Linked DNA regions of Homo sapiens: region 1 is linked to region 2. A link is a loop called in an ENCODE intact Hi-C map of the cell type or tissue named here. Cell type or tissue: GM12878. All regions are shown on one strand. Links, peaks and the distances in the headings refer to the core of each region. The heading gives the core; the rest is flanking DNA. Region 1 has its middle 190 kb from the start of LINC00459. Region 2 holds the start of LINC01074 (long intergenic non-protein coding RNA 1074).

Region 1 (2,926 bases), core at 259-2,758, 190 kb before region 2:
TTTGATAGCTATGTAGGAGGTTTTATATATGCCCTTTGCAGATAATCTAATGAGTATTGTCACTCCCAGTCTTGCCTCCCCCTTATCCAATTTCTATACTGCAGCCACAGTCATATTTTTATAATATAAATCAGATCAAGAGACTTTCCTGATTAAAACTCACTCTCCTCTCTCCCTTTCTCTTATGTCTTTTTCCTTGTCCTTCTTAAACCCAATGTAGGCAGATTGAACATTTATTCACATTTTCAAAAACTCCAAGCCCCTGACTAACTCAGGTGCTTAATACATGCTTATTTTCCTAGGACCCCACTCTTCTTTTCACTACTGGGAAACTGGCTTTATCCTGGACCTTCAGTTTCAGCTTAAATATCCTTGCTTCATAGAGAAAATATTTAAACACATGGTCAAAGAAGATTGTTTCTATTCCTGATGTTCATTGGACCCCAGTCGTATCCTTACAGAACTTCTCATTTATAGTTACATTCACTCCTCAGCATCATTGGATTAGTTCCAAGACATCCCACAAATACCCAAATCTGCTTATTTTGAAGTCCTTTATATGAAATGGTGTAATATCTGCCTATAAGCTATGCATATCTTCCCATATACTTTAAATCAACTCTAGATTACTTACAATAGCCTCCCTACCTGCCAGCCCTTCCAGAGGCCCCTGCCTGGCTGCTCCTGCAGGAGCATGTGCACAGCACAGCCTCTGCTGCCCAGCCTGGAAGTTTTACCAGTGGCCCCACCTGAGTGTTTTCCCAGAGGCCTGGAAGCACTTTGGATCCCCCAGCACAACCAGTGCCCAACTTCAGGGTGGCAGAATACAGAGCCATGGGCTCAGTCCCAGTGCCTCAAGATTGCAGCACACAGCTTGGGAGTGTCAAGCTGCGATCTGTGGCTGGTGCTTGAGCGGACAGGGGAGACCTCAGTCTCAGAACACTGAAAAGGGATGAAAGATGTGTGGTTTGTGGGCTGGCAGAGTAGCAGAACATGCCTCCCCTCACAGGGCTGGTCTGGGAAGGATGTAGCTAGCTTTTCTGCCAACTGCAGGTTTTGCCCAAGGGAGCCCCGTAGCCCAGAACATCTAACAAAAGAAACACATGTAAAGCACCAGTAATCACAAGAGGCTTCCTTAAGGCCCAGGAGTGGACCTGGAGAGGAGAGGGGGTCATGTCTCTCCACAACCCACCACCCCCGGCCAGCCACAGAGAGTGCTGCAAACGCACTGAAATACAGAAAAGACACGTGGCTAAGTAAGCCTATCTGCTGGCCATTACTCTTCAGTGCCACCTACTGGATGGCAGCCTAAATCTCACAACCCAAAGACTATTCCCAAAATATACATTGCCTGTGAAATCTAGGGCTACAATCTCACAACAAATACACGTTCCATACAGAGCCTTGGCCCTCTGAAAGCACCCAGAAATGAAGCCAGCTGAGTACACTCAACCTATATTACAGTTAAACCCTCAAGAGAAATAAATAATATAAAACCAAAAGCCCCATCCAAATGACAGCTAATCAAAAAGAGGAACACTAGCCCTCTTGATGAGAAAGAATCAGTGAAAGAACTCTGAAAATTCAAAAAGCGAGAGTATTCCCTTACCTCCAAAAGAGTGAAACAGCCCTCCAGCAGTGGTTCTTAACCATATTAAAATGACTGAAATGATAAACATAGAATTCAGGATCTGGATAGCGAGGAAGCTCACCAAGATTCAGAAGAAAGTTGAAACCCAATCCAAGGAATTCAATAAAATGCTCCAGGAAAAGAATCCAATAAAACACTACAGGAATTGAAAGATGAAATAGCCTTTTTTAAGAAAGAACTAAACTGAGTATCAGAATTTAAAAGTTAACTGCAAGAATTCCTTAATACTGTTGGGAGCATGAATAGCAGAGTAAACCAAGTTGAGGAAAGAATCTCCAAGCTTAATGACCAGGTCTCCAAAGCAAGTGAGACAAAAAATAAATAAATGAATAATTTTTAAAAATGAGCAAAACCTCTAAGAAATATGGAATTATTTAAAGAGACCAAACCTATGACTCAATGGCATTCATGAGAGAGAAAGAGAACAAGCAAGTTGTAAAATATGTTTGCAGATAGAGTCCTTGAAAATCTCCCCAGTCTTGCTAGGGAGATTGACATGCAAATTTTAGGAATACAGAGAACCCCTGCAGGATACTGTAAAAGATGAACATTCCCAAGGCATGGAATCATCAGGTTCACCAAGGTCAACAAGAAAGAAAAAATCTTAAAAGCAGCTTGACAGAAGGGTCGGGCCCCTTTTATAAAGTGAACCCCATCAACTTAGCAGTGAACTTCTAAGCAAAAACCTGAGAAGTTGGAAGAGACTGGGGCCCTACTTTCAGCATCATTAAAGAAAAGAAATCACAACCAAGAATTTCATATCCTGCCAAACTAAACTTCATAAGCAAAGGAGACATAGGATCCTTTTCTCACAAACAAATGCTAAGGGAATTTGTTACCACTAGACTAACCTCACAAGACGTACTTAAGGGAGTGGTAAACATGAAAATGAAAGCACAATATCAACTGCCACCAAAACACAGTTAAGCACTCAGCACACAGACACTCAAAGTAAATACTCAATCAAGTCATCAGATCTACAAACAACCAGCTAACAACATGATAACAAGTCAGAATCTCATATATCAATACTAACTTTGAATGTAAACAATCTAAATGTTCTGCTTAAAGGCATAAAGTAGCAAATTGTATAAAGAGACAGGACCCAACTGTGTACTGCTTTAAAGAGACCTATCTCATATGTAATGGCACCCACAGACTCAAATTAAAGGAATGGAAAGAAATCAATCATACAAACTGAAGACCAAAAACAGCAAGGGTAACTACTCTTACATCAGATAAAACAGACTTCAAACCAATAACAATTGAGGACAA
Region 2 (2,926 bases), core at 222-2,721:
CAGGAAAAAGCCACTAAAGATTTTCACTGGAAAAGAAGAATATTAACTTTTCTAGCTTTCAGAAAAGTGAACATAAAATGAATTTTGAGCCAAACATCATAAAAAACAGTAACAGCAATAGTAATAATACATGTGTATTGTGTGAATAGAGGGCAAAGATGATTACTACACCAGGATTGCTGAATTCTGAGTCCCTGTCTGCTGAGAGTGGATATATGTAGTCTTTTCCAGCAAGTACTTTGAATTTCAGGAGAGCACACAAAATAAGCAAACAAACAAGCAAAAGAGGTAATAAAAAGATCCAACAGCCTTGTGGAAATCATTTCAGCTTTTCTCTGTACTAATAATTGTTAGGTCAGTTTGCAATACACAGGGAAATTTTTCCTCAAAGTCTGTGCAAAGGTAATTCAACTTAGACATCACAGGCAAAAAATAGAATGGGAAATGTAAAAAGTTTACCAGGTGTAATTGAATGAAGGACAAGTTTCCTAATCTCTTGTTTACTCTGTTGGAGATATATTTAGGAGAATTTCCTAGTCTGCTTTATAACTTCCTCTTTGGCCACTATCTTGACCTGGAATAATTACAAAAAGAATGTATTAGAGCACAGTAATATTGTCCACAGAAAATCTGTCTATCTGTGCTCATGTCCTCTGGCATCCACCTAGCTTTGTAGCTCATTTCGTTTGGAAAAGAAAAAATAAATACAGAATATTGCCACTTCCTGAGTTACATTTAGGACATGATGTTGTTACTAAATTTACCGTCTTTCACAGTAACATAACCTATGCAATGAGATTTTTTGAGAAGTAATTTTATTTTAAATAAGCGTTAGTATAGAGGCATTTAATCTTGGCAGATATAATTTGCTGTCTTTCAGACATGCTACAGTTGGCGGAAGAGATTACTTTTGTCATGCTGATAAGAAACATGCCATGTGATGTACTATATCATATCAAGTGATGTTATTGAATGACATAGACATCAAATAACACCTTCCCTCAAACCAACCCTTTGTGTATGCACTGTCAGGTTGAATGAATTAACAATAGCAACATACAGGTTTCACACAGACTTTCAAAAATTTTGAGCATTCATATTATGTATTTTTCACAAGGAAGCTGTTTCTTATGTATTTTATGTTAAATTTGAAAAATATATATACTCTGTGTGGATTCATTTTTATGATGTACTTTTTTCTAAAATTGTTTAATATTTATGTTTCAAGTTTTAGAATTGCAGTAAAATCCTATTGTAATTGCCAATGTTAGTGTTTGTCTGACTGTGATTTTTAAAAAATGTAAACCAAAAAATCATTAGGACAATAACAGGTATGATTTCAAGTTATATAGCTCTTAAGCTCATTCAACAAATAATTTTATTTGGTTTTAGAAATAAAATATGAGCTATTTTCTTGTATTTCATTATCACAAAGACAACGAAAACACTTATCAGTGAGTATTCATGTTACCATAACAAATAAGTATGCCACACTAAATTCAGACTGTATGTGATACAAGCCTGCCATCTACTGACTACACAGGAAATAGAAACCTACTTAGTCACAAGAAATGGATGAAACACTTCACAATTAATATTTAAATTTAAAGTAGGATAAAGTAATATTCTATATTTGACCAGTTTTCAGTTCATAATGATAAAAACACCTTAGCACAAGTCTCAGAAGTAGATTAGTATCCTAGTAAATAATTATTTAAAGACAATATAACACATTCAGATACTAATATAATCAATTTTTCTAATCATTAGCACTGCATTGAATCATTCTTGAGAAAAGATGACCTCTAATGAAAATAAATAATTTGAAGTTTCTTAACTATATCATAACCTGCCATGTTAAAAAGTAGTAATAGAGATTATAAAATTTTAAGTTTGTATAAATCCAATGCTTACTCAGTGATGAAAAACTAGATAAGAAAATGTTGCACACTGGACAAAACATATGTAATTACTAGCATTTACAATAATAAAGCTTTCCTTTTACAAAGAATGAAGGTAAAATTTATTGAAAAATCACAAGACGTGCATGTTATGAGGCTGTATAAAATATTTTTGATATCACTTTAAAAATTAGAAAAGACGTACCATTTATGTCTAAGTCAATATTCATTTCTGTATATTTAAACATGCACAGAAAATAATATTCTGATAGATAAAAAATTGGTGGCTATCATTAGGATAGAAGAAGGATGGGGACATTCTTATATTAAGGCCTTGTTTAGGAATAAAAATATTTTAAAATAAAATAAAAGTCATATGGTCAACCATGTTCTACTTTACTTCCCCTTGTGTCATCAAATTCAGTACATAGTTATATTTTATTCGATATTTAAATTTTCATTTTTATCATCAAGCATTTTTATTTGAAATGGAATTATGATAAACAGTTATAGGCACATGACTTTGAGGGTTTTAGTTTTAGTTTTGTTTTTTAAATGACAATCTAAATTGATAATATATCTTTAGAAGTACATATGAATGCAAACAGCAAGTGGTACAGAAAAAAAATTTCATTAAAAATTTAAGATAAATTCTAAATTGATCAAACAAGCCCAAAATACAAAATCTACAAAATGTCAACCTCTAATAATATCTTGGTCATTCTCTGTTGTTTAAATACTTCAAGACAGTCCTAGGTGATAAAAATTGGAGAATGTCAAGAGTTTTAATTTTTAATCATCTTTTCATGTTGATAATAAATGAGTGGGAATTGGGCCATTATTTAAAATAGAAAATTAAAAGATTTGCAGCATTTATTAACTAGCTCTCAGGACCCTAATTATATAAGAAGTATAAATGCAGTCTTTATGTATAATAAAAAAAGTCATTTTTTAGTCTACATATGATCATTTTGTGTGTTCATAGTTTCATATAATAACATATTTTTAATTAGCATTGCAAATGA

What was found. A loop is a pair of places that touch in the nucleus more often than their neighbours do. Peaks named below come from ENCODE experiments on the same cell type or tissue, not always from the same donor. Only the 100,000 strongest peaks of a DNase experiment are listed, where the experiment ranks them.
Region 1: a loop joins it to region 2, with 2.2 times the contacts of the local background. A loop is called at or near these places in 1 of 110 quality-filtered maps.

The regions. Positions count from the first base shown.
Region 1 is chr13:62,510,723-62,513,648 of GRCh38, reverse strand. No RefSeq gene overlaps it. Among named protein-coding and RNA genes, the nearest start is that of LINC00459, 190 kb to the right of the region's middle. RefSeq lists enhancers at 327-866, 799-868, 969-1,108, 2,452-2,511. In GM12878, for the core only: a CTCF peak has its summit at 1,294 (motif pointing left); DNase peaks (open chromatin) are centred at 992, 1,248 and 2,548; H3K4me3 peaks cover 281 bases.
Region 2 is chr13:62,318,920-62,321,845 of GRCh38, reverse strand. LINC01074 (long intergenic non-protein coding RNA 1074) reads right to left here and starts at 541. Exons shown (of 2, transcript NR_149075.1): 1 at 460-541. In GM12878, for the core only: a CTCF peak has its summit at 1,515 (motif pointing left); a DNase peak (open chromatin) is centred at 1,475.